Linked DNA regions of Homo sapiens: region 1 is linked to region 2. Evidence: chromatin contacts called from ENCODE Hi-C or POLR2A ChIA-PET data. All regions are on one chromosome and are shown on one strand. Each heading gives the region's core, a stretch centred on a gene start or an enhancer-like site at or near the end of the contact. The rest is flanking DNA. Distances are from core to core; before and after follow the strand shown. Region 1 has its middle 64 kb from the start of KL. Region 2 overlaps STARD13 (StAR related lipid transfer domain containing 13).

Region 1 (4,909 bases), core at 1,692-4,191, 45 kb before region 2:
TACCTTTTATAGCACTTTTTTTTTTACAAGAGGTCTTCATTTTCTTTTTGCATTGGGTCCTGCAAATTATTTATCCAGCCCTGCTCCCAGAAGGAAATTATATTACTAGAAGAAAGGAGACTATGGTTCTCTAGCAAGAGTTCATGCTTCCTTCACCCTGATGAAGAATACAGGCATGTAGCAGAGAAAACAGTCAGCTCAGGGTTGGGTTGAGCATGTGTCCTGAATCAGAGGGATCAGGTGTTGCCTCCCGGCATCTGTCCAGGCCGTGCCTTGGTTTAGGAACAATCTGAGCTTGTTTTTCAGTTGCCAAAGCAGCACATGAGGTGTTGGATGACATTAAAGATGAAGGAAAGCTGAGGAGTAAATTTTTTTCTTTTTCTCAGTCCTTACTCTTGTAAAAAGTACCGGTATGTTTTATGAGTGTTTTTCTTTTCCTCCTCTTGTCTTTCTCCAGAATTGGAGCTGGTCTATTAGGGAGAGGGAGATGACAGCCCGGGATCCGCCATGCTGGAGGTGACCCCAGAGTTGCCTTTTATTACAAGGACCTTTACAAACGACTCAAGTCTTTCATTCTTCACTTTCTCCAGATGTGGTTTTGAAGTGTACAGTGACAGCTGATGCGTTTTTGTGACACTGCTTTGATTTGTGCTAAGGAACCAGCAGTTTTACCTACCATTGCTTTTGTGTCATTAAGGCAAATATCAACACTGTGGAAAAGGCAAATAACATGCTAGTATTACTATGAAAGTTGTTTTGATCTTGTAGACCCCCTGGAAGTGTCCCAGGGACCTCCAGGGATCTGCAGACCACATTTGAGAAGCACCATTCCATGGCATCATCTGAGGGATTCCAAGAGTGAGACCTGGGCCCCAGAGTTCAGAGGGGAAAAACATGTAGAACACACTAGGCAAACTTTTAAATGAATGGATTCAAACTTAAACACATAAGAGTGCCAGTTATATTTTTAAAAGACTTTCTTCTGCATGAGTTTTGAGCTAAAAATGCTAGTAAATGAATTGAAGGAGAGTAGCAGTCACTGTGGAGACTTGCAATTACAGCCTAGAAGTTGAACTGGAGCTAATATTTAAAAACACAGAGCAGGCTGGGCATGGTGGCTCATGTCTGTAATCCCAGCACTTTGGGAGGCTGAGGTGGGAGGATCACAAGGTCAGGAGATTGAGGCCATCCTGGCTAACATGGTGAAACCCTGTCTCTACTAAAAATACAAAAACAAAATTAGCCAGGTGTGGTGGGATGTGCCTGTGGTCCCAGCTACTGGGGGGGCTGAGGCAGGAGAATCGCTTGAACCCAGGAGGCAGAGGTTGCAGTGAGCCGAGATTGTGCCACTGCACTCCAGCATGGGTGACAGAGCGAGACTCTGTCTCAAAAAACAAAAACAAACAAACAAAAAAACACAGACCAAAAGTACAAGCAGAAGACCATCATGTGAGAAAATAATAGGGTTTTGGAGAATATCTCTTGGACAAACTGACATGTGAATAAAAGAAGATCCAGAGAGAAAAGCTACAGTTGGAGAAGAGGCAGTTGTTAAACTCATAAAAGAAGAAAATGTCTGAGATTAAGAACAACCTGAATGTGCACATTAAAACTATTCACCAAGTTCCAAGCAGAAGGGATGAGAAAACAAAAAACAAAAAACAACAACAACAAACCCAGTCACTGAAGGTGGTCTGTTAAATTCTTAAATTTCAAGAATAAAAAGAAAATATGATAAACTTCTAGACAGAAATAACCAGTGACTTAGAGAATCAGAGTGTCATTCAATGTTTCATGTGCAACACCTGACATGAAATCAGGGAGGGGAACCTGACTGTTGAGAGAAAAGGACTGCAACCTGAGATCCTTAGACCCACTCAGGATGCCGTTGGCCTTTTGGGGAAGAGGAAGGCGTGTGTGTGCTGAGTTTCAGAGTGAGTTCAGAGTAGGTTGCTTATGCAGCTGGGATAGAGGAAACTGCTAGAGGAAGACTGTAAGCAAACAGTACCATAGTACTCCTCCCAGTACTACCCTCCTCCCAGTACCACCAACCCCACCAACAAAGACAGGAGCACATGAGGTGGAAAAGAAACAGTTGTCAGCAGTGCACATATAATTAAATCCAATGACAGTAGTAGACCCTAAATGAGAATTCTGAAACTAGAAAAGGCAATTCTCTTTTTTTCTTTTTTTCTTTTTTTTTTTTGAGACAGGGTCTCACTCCATCACCCAGGCATCACCAGGTCTCACTCCATCACCAGGAGCGCAATGGTGCAATCACGGCTCATTGCAGCCTTGACCTCTTGGGCTCAAACTAACCTCCTGCCTCATTTTTTGATTATTTTTAGAGATGGGGGTCTCGCTATGTTGTCTCAATTCCTGAGCTCAAGCGATACTCCTGCCTCGACCTCCCGAAGTGCTGGGGTTACAGGACTGAGCCACCACTGTGCCTGGCCAGGCAATTCTAGTAATCTGGAATGAAATACTAAGCTACTTTAGAAAAACCTAGAAGTTAGGGGTGGAGGAAGAATAAAGTGAAATGAAGCAAAGCACTTACAAGATTTCATTCTGATCTGGATAAAGGTAGAGTGGAGAAGAATAGAGAAGTGAAAATATTCTAAAAGACTCATCTTATTGGGATAGATGAACTTGGTGACGGAAATAAGTTACATATTGTTTAGTTAAATTATAAAACAGGAATATGTGCTTTCTTATGAGTTTCTAGAGAGAGGGGACATTTATAGAATAGGAAATTATAGTAGAATAACAATATTATCAAAAGGAAAATGATAATAACAAGAAGCTTTTGAAAACTAGTTAAAAAAACAAAAGGAAGGAGAAGAGACAACAAAGTAAACCAAAGTGAACATAAAGTAAACATAAAATTAGACAGAATAAAATAAGCACATATATGATGAAGTCATCAAAAACAAACAGAGTACGAGAAACTGTCAGAGCCAAGAAAAGCCCAAGAGACATGATGATTAAATGTTATGTGATATCCCCGATGGGATCCTGAAAAAGAAAAGAAGCATTAGACAAAGACTAAAGAAATCTATTGTTTTTAGCTTTAACAAAAAGTGGAGTTATAAGGCTACATCAGGTTTGACAAAACCGTGGAATGGGATGTAATTGGGCTTCTGATTTAAGCTTTCAGTGGAGATTGATATAGTCTTGTGAGCCAGGAAATTTTGTTTTCTTCCATGTTTCAACTCAGCTTTTTCTTGCATGTCTGTTTCAGCAGTCGTCAGGCTGACTTTCCAACCACGTGGTGGAAAATTACCAGTGACAGTTTCCAAATTTATATTTCCTCTGATTAACAGACCATTTGTTCATTCATTCATTCAGTCATTCATGTAAGAAACATTTTTGCTTGCCTACTATGTGCCAGGTACACTACCATGTTCTACTATGTTTTGAGGTTAAGATAAACCTGACATTATTCCGTCCTTGGAGTTTACTAGGTAATAGGAGAGAAAGACATTACTCTATTACTTAGACAAATAACTGTATTATTACAAATGAGAAAAGTGCCACGAAAAAAGAGTTCTGTGCATGATGACACTGTTCCCCAACCTAGTCTAGGGTATTAAGGAGGATTTCCTGAAGGAAGTGGCATGAAACTGAGACCTAAGCATAAATAGGAGTTACCCAGCCAATAGGGACAGGAGTTACCCAGTCAATGGAGACAGATGTGGTGAATGCCATTATACAAGAGTTTGGTGATGGGCCAAGGGAGACAGGGAGAAAGTTGACCTATTTATCCTGAGCCCATCCTGAATATCTAGTACAAAGTGGATTCAATATGTTTCTATTTATTTAATACAATGTATGCATTTGTGACTACTAAAGAACATGCAGTTTTTAAGTGTCCATGTAATATTTACAAAAATAGTTGATCAGGTACTTGACCACGTACAAAAACTTTAATCTCAACAAGATACCTTGGAAACCTAGACAACATTGATATTTCCTAGGAAAATACAAATTATTAACATAGAGTGAAGCAGTAGAAAACTTGAGTAGACTGAATACTCAAGAAGAGATTAGAAAAGTTATTAAAATGTGTTATTGAAAAAGTTAACAGGATTGAATAATTTGATAGCTGAACACTATTTAACCTTAAAGAATGGGCAATTCTGATGTGATTTAAACTATTTAAGACCAGGAAGAAGATAGACAAGTTCTCAATGTATTTGTAAAGCCAATCTTATTACTAAAACCCTATGAGGATACTGCAAAAAGATCAATGCTATCTACTAGATGCAAAAACACTCTAAATGTGATTTTAGCTTGAGCAATCTCAAAATATATTAACAGACCAATGCGCTATGGTCAAGTAGAGTTTATTGCAAAAATGCGAGGTTATATGGGTTTCAGGAAATCCAGCAATATATTCATTAAATCAACATATTAGAGCAGAAAAATAAACATAGCAATTGATGCTGAAAAGCCATTTTGATAAAAATCCAGCAGCTATTCTTAACAACTTTATGAAAAGATGTACATGAGGAGCCTTTTTAACTATGGGCCGGGCACAGTGGCTCATGCTTGTAATCCCAGCACTGTGGGAGGCCGGGGTGGGCGGACCAGTTGAGGTCAGGAGTTCAAGACCAGCCTGGCCACATGGTGAAATCCCATCTCTACTAAAAATACAAACATTAGCCAGGCATGGTGGTGCACACATGTAATCCCAGGTACTCAGGAGAGTGGGGTGGGAGGATCACTTGAACCCAGGAGCCAAGATCCAGCCATTGCATTCCAGCCAGGGCGACAGAGCGTGACTCCATCTCAAAAACAAAAACAAAAAACAAAAAACTGTGACAAAAACTACAAAAATAAGCAAACATTATTTTAAACAACAAAACACTAAAATCACTTCAATTATTATCAGGAATCAGATAAGAAT
Region 2 (5,320 bases), core at 1,162-3,661:
CTGAGATCTCAAGGCCTTGGGCAGACTGGAATCTTTTCAATTCCACAGAAGTGCTGTTGGCGAAGAAAGAACATTCGTTTGGTGTTGCTCTCCTTGCTTTTCACTCTTTTCCCCTCGCTTTTCTGATTGATTCGCTTTTACTAGCTCTTGCTTGCTCTGAAATCTCCGGAAAAGCCAGGTTTTGATTCCTTATGTTTCTCTAGTTCTCCCCTTTTCCTTCCTATTACCACCTTCCTTTTTCACAGGAGCCAGAGAGGTGGTCTCTGCGTGCTTCCCACACCACATTGACAAGGAAAGGGAGGGACATTCCAAGGCTGGAAGCCCTGCCAGGACTGGGTGCATTATAAGGTGGTGACTGACTGTGGTGAAAGTCCCTTCGATGTCCTACGGATTCTCCCATGTGACTGACGCGAGATGCGTGGCTCTATTCATTTTAATTACATTTAGAATCAGTATTTATATCTTGAAATGAGTCTTCTTCCTCCAAGCCTTTGCCGGCACACTGTTTTTCATCTTGGCATTCTCCCAGATTTAAAAAATTGACCTGAGATGGACACAGGGGTGGAAGAGGTTTTGGTGCCCTGTGTCTTTCTCTCTACTGATAAGACTTTTGCTTCTAAAGAGAGACTGGCCCCACTAACAGCAATGATATTGGCACTGCACATTATTCAGAAGCTACGGGGGGCAGGAATGGTTTATAGCTATGGACATTAACTTTGAATAATGTGTATTCTTAGTAAAACCTCTAAGATTAAAAAAATTAAAATGTTTGCTTAAGTAACGAGATTCATTGGCTGACTCTATTGGGATGTGATTCACAAGTCAATTCATGCTGGGGCATCTGTCAAAGAAGAGAACCCTAGAAAAGTAGCCTGTCACCCTTATTTCTGGGGAATAAGAGGCAAGCTATTAAGGCCATTTCTCAAAACTAAACAGCCATCCTCACAACAATGACAGCAGCCATCCCACCCTCTGCGATGACATACAAATATGGAAAAATGTTATGTGCAGATTCTCTAAATTAAAAATGAGGAGGGACAAAGGGGAACACACATTCAGTTCAGTCAAAGACAACTTCAAATGAAGAAGTTACTGCTATTTTTCTGCACTGAAAATTGATTTCTGGTTCACCAAGAGACCAGCCTGATTCTAAGTGTGGTCTCAGTATTGGGGTCTCTACAAGCATCACTAGCCAGCTCATTCCTGCCCACTGAGCCCAAGGACCAGGGTAAATCAATAAAAAGTACAAATAATCTTAGGTTGGTACAGATTCTCTGCATGGCATCAAAAAGTATGATGAACAGGGACTATTACAGAATAGCTGCCTGGAAATATACCCACTATTCAGGGCTGCAATTTATCAATTAAGAACACAACTTTTATTTTGGACAGAATGTCTAAGAAGCTAATGGGTGTTAATTTGGAGGAGCAAAGCCTTTGTTTTGTAAAGTACAGGACGGACAGCACTCTGGATTTAATCACAGTCCACCATTATGGTGGGCCCCAAAAGTCTCGGAGGCAGCAAATCTCTGAATATTTTGTTTAGCTTCAGCATTGAATCAACTCTATAAAATGAGGGGATATTTGACTTAGCTGATACTTTTGTTCATATTTTACTTGCACATTTTTAAAAGATGTAAATAAATCTGTGTTTGGTTTAAGTTTTCCTGGTCATGATGCTGCTTCAAAGGAAAAAAAAAGAATTAATAAAAGGAGGCATGAAAAACCTAATTCTTTTTCAAAAATAATAGGGATAAAAGAACAGTGTGAAATCAATGGTGGCACTGAAATAATAGTTACAAAGGAAATGCAGTACAGTACATAGCTTAACTCTAGTTTTTAGGGATTGCAAATTAGACATCCCAGGAACAAACTGTTAACGTCAACTTTCCCCAGTCACTCCAGGTCATCATTTAAGTTGCCAATGAGGAAACATCCTCAAATAGGACATGTCTTGTTCAAATTAAATATTGCTACATAAAGGTCACAATGCCTTTTATTTTTGGTGAGGCATGTCTTGCCTGATATTGGGCAGATCTGACTCAGTCTGACATCCCCTCAATCCAATCCCATGGTTGGGGGTGGTGGGGCAGCAGCGGGGGGGTTACAGCCCTACCTGATCGAGGCAGTTGCTGCGTAGATATCTCAGTGCTTGCTGAATACTTTGAGGCAGGGGCTGTCCCGTTCTTTGGACGTGGACTATGAGAGGAACGCCAAAGACAGCCTTGTCTTTGTAGTCGGGAACTTTCATCCTCTTCATGAACTTTGGAACTGACCTAGAATTTACAGAAACCAGGTCATGCAAGCCTCCTGGGTCACACTGTGGGGTGAGGCTCTGGAAGCAAGCATGAGGGAAGCCAGGCTTTTGTTGGAATACCCAACAGATGCGGGGTGAATTCAACATTCTCTCTGCATTAATCACAGGACACTGCTGTGCTCTGTGTGGCCCTTGCCTGCTTGCTATCTCTAGCTACTAAACAGCATGAGTCACGTTCCCAGAATGTATTTGTAGCTCTGTTTTCAGGTCAAGTGGACAACTTTCCAATTTAACTGTGATAGACTTATTTCTCAAGTGCTGAACACTTAAAAGTCCCCAACAAAACAAAACAAATTAAAAATTACAAGAGGAAGAAGAAATCTGGCTGGGGTTGGAGGAAAAGGAAGGGAGAAAAGAAGAACAATATTTCTTGGCTCTATCTTACTTTTCTAGAGCCAGTTGTAGTTTTCAAAGGACATTTTAATACAGAAGCATATATTGATTTGACCATGAATTTATAACCTTCTAAAATATTTCATAAAAGCACCATTGATTTTTTAAATATGTATAATATAAAACATAGAACAATTACTGACACATTTTGTATTTTTTCAAACCCACCAAATCATCTACAATAGGTCCACATTCAAGTTCTAACATGCTTCTGTCAATTCCTTATTACAAGGTTTACTGCATATTCTTGTTTCTATTTGCCAATGAAATAAAAGCAGAAATGTATTTGAAGAATTAAATGCTCTTTGAATGAATCAATGCTCTAAGTGGTAAGCTTTGCATCAGGCCAGAAGGTACAAGTGACAGCTGTTTCTGTGCAAACTGCCAGGATTATTTTATGGCAAGTTTATTTTTATTTCCTCTGTTCACAATTAATCACCCTTTACTTGTCTCTTTTTCCTTTCTTGGAGCCTGACTGCCTTCCCTGGAAACCAACTGAGAACTACAAATAGAGCAATGTTTCCTGTAGGGTCCACTGCATCGAGGCTACGGCAGAGCTCATGCCTTATGTCCAGGAGATCATCAGTGAAGGCAATGAATGGGTTTTTCAGATATCACAAAGTAAACATGGAAGCTTCTGCAATCACACACTTAGCTCTAGAGCCAAGGATCCCCTCCTAGGTGAATGTGCTACGCACCATGTCCAGCCGTGCTTGTTGGACATGGAGTGCTTCTCCATGATGGCCGTGAGGCGGAGCAGTGAGAAGCGCTGGAGCAGGCTCAGCTGGCTGGCCGTCTGGCTGCTGATGTGGGGCGATGCTGGGGCCGGCCGGGGCTGGTGCGACAGCTGGAAACTGTTCCATCGGAGTCGCCTTTACCAGAGAGACCATCAGAGAAGCCAGTCACAAAGTGGACTTGGTAGCGGGAAACACGGGACATCACCAAGGTACACGCAGCTAATCAAGATAGCAGCCGAGCAAAGAAAATCGCAAAGCAAATGGAACAGAAGACACAAGTGTGCAGAATAAACATAGGACATGATTTTTCCAAGTCAGATAAATCTGGAAAAAGTCTTATTATCCATTTTATTAGGGGGTTTAAATAAGTGATAGAGGAAATATTATGTTTGTTTATTCCAAATTTGTTCCCAAAGTGTTGAGAGCAAGCTGAGACAGTGTGTGTGTGAGTGAGTGTGTGTGTGTGTGTATGTGAGAGAGAGAGAGAGAGAAACAGAGGGAGAGAGAGAAACGGAAAGAGAGGAAAGAGACGGAGACAGGGAGATATAGACAGAAGCAGAGAGAGCAGAGAGATAGAAAAGAGAGAGACAGATGTAGATGGAGAGATGGAGAGATGAGACAAAAAGAGATACAGAGGCAGAGGATGGAGAGACAGACAGAGACAGAAAGATAGAGACAGAGCAAGAGACAGAGAGAGGGAAGACAGAGATAGAGCAATATAGACAGAGGACAGACAGAGGTAGAGCGATAAAGACAAAGAGAGAAAGAGAGAGAGATACAGACAGGGAGCAAGAAACAGAGAGAGAGAGAGGGAGAGAGCTGTCGAATGTCTAGGGCTGTAGAAAATTTTCTCATTGTCTTCCATGTGTCTACACTCTATATCTTGCTCAGTATTGAGATGGAGCCCGAAGATGAGAGGTACAGAGGTGACACATCACTGAACCACAAGACACACCCTTGCCTCAACCAGAAACCCAGCAGCACAGGGCCATTTTTCTATGGTGCTTCTGAAACGGTCTTTGTAGGTCAGCTTTGATGTACTTTGTAATTGGCACTTTAAAGCAAAAACAAACTTGCAGAGTACACATCTTAGGCCTCAGAAATTTCTTATAGGAGCAAAAAAAGTGTAAAATTTGGGGAAGAGACATTTTGATGAACGCATCACAGGAAGGTCAGGGGAAGAGTCGGTGCCTAGGAACTGGGTATTGGTTATCCAGGATTCCCTGCCTATGGTGCCCAGTATAACGCTTTGCACATAAGAAGCTCAAAATATTTTTGGATAAAACTAGGAACAAAATAAAGGATAAGCACAAATAAATATGAGTTCACATGGATTCAATCACCATGATACCTGTACAGAAGTCATACTTCTGTTCAAATAATTCCTAATCACATACATCACTTAGAACAGAGTCAGGCATTTAGTAAGTACTCTGTGTATGTTTGTTAAAGAAATAAACAGAACACAATTACTATGAAATGGATGAAAAATCATTTCACAAGTGCATGCCACCTACCTGTTTGGCCTGGTCAGAGAGGCCCCTACACCAGAATCCCTCCTGTCTCTGACCCCAGGAGGCTCAGATTCATTAAGAGATGTTACATCTCTTTCCACATCACTGGGTGTCGTCCGACCTTCTGAGACAGAGTTACCTTCAAAATCTAAGGTGATCTGATTAGGAGATGGAAAGGTGGATAAGCCAGGTTCCCCAACCAATGTATCATGAGTTTGCAGTTCAGGCAAGACATCTTTGGACCAGTCATCGACTACCTCTTGGAGCCCATTGACATGCTGCAGAATGTCATCCAAGTGAGGGAAAAGGTCATCTTTCTCCAAGTCCAAAAGATCTCCTGTGCTGGCATACAGATGGGA

What was found. Hi-C counts contacts between places; a loop is a spot of excess contacts on that map. ChIA-PET counts read pairs that join two places held with the same protein, here RNA polymerase II (POLR2A).
Region 1: a map of endothelial cell of hepatic sinusoid shows a loop between it and region 2 (5-fold over the local background). The contact joins two enhancer-like sites. A Hi-C loop is called at or near these places in 3 of 168 maps with a recorded cell type or tissue (Caco-2, endothelial cell of hepatic sinusoid and endothelial cell of umbilical vein). POLR2A ChIA-PET finds 5 or more read pairs at or near these places in 3 of 52 experiments (Panc1, WTC11 and endothelial cell of umbilical vein).

The regions. Positions count from the first base shown.
Region 1 is chr13:33,078,215-33,083,123 of GRCh38, forward strand. No RefSeq gene overlaps it. Among named protein-coding and RNA genes, the nearest start is that of KL, 64 kb to the left of the region's middle. Within about 2 kb of position 2,942, at least 2 of the 41 ENCODE cell types and tissues checked have a DNase peak (open chromatin) inside an H3K27ac peak, as active enhancers do.
Region 2 is chr13:33,123,965-33,129,284 of GRCh38, forward strand. STARD13 (StAR related lipid transfer domain containing 13) reads right to left here. Exons shown (of 14, transcript NM_178006.4): 5 at 4,965-5,320; 6 at 3,409-3,582; 7 at 2,117-2,276. Among named protein-coding and RNA genes, the nearest start is that of KL, 110 kb to the left of the region's middle. Within about 2 kb of position 2,412, at least 25 of the 41 ENCODE cell types and tissues checked have a DNase peak (open chromatin) inside an H3K27ac peak, as active enhancers do.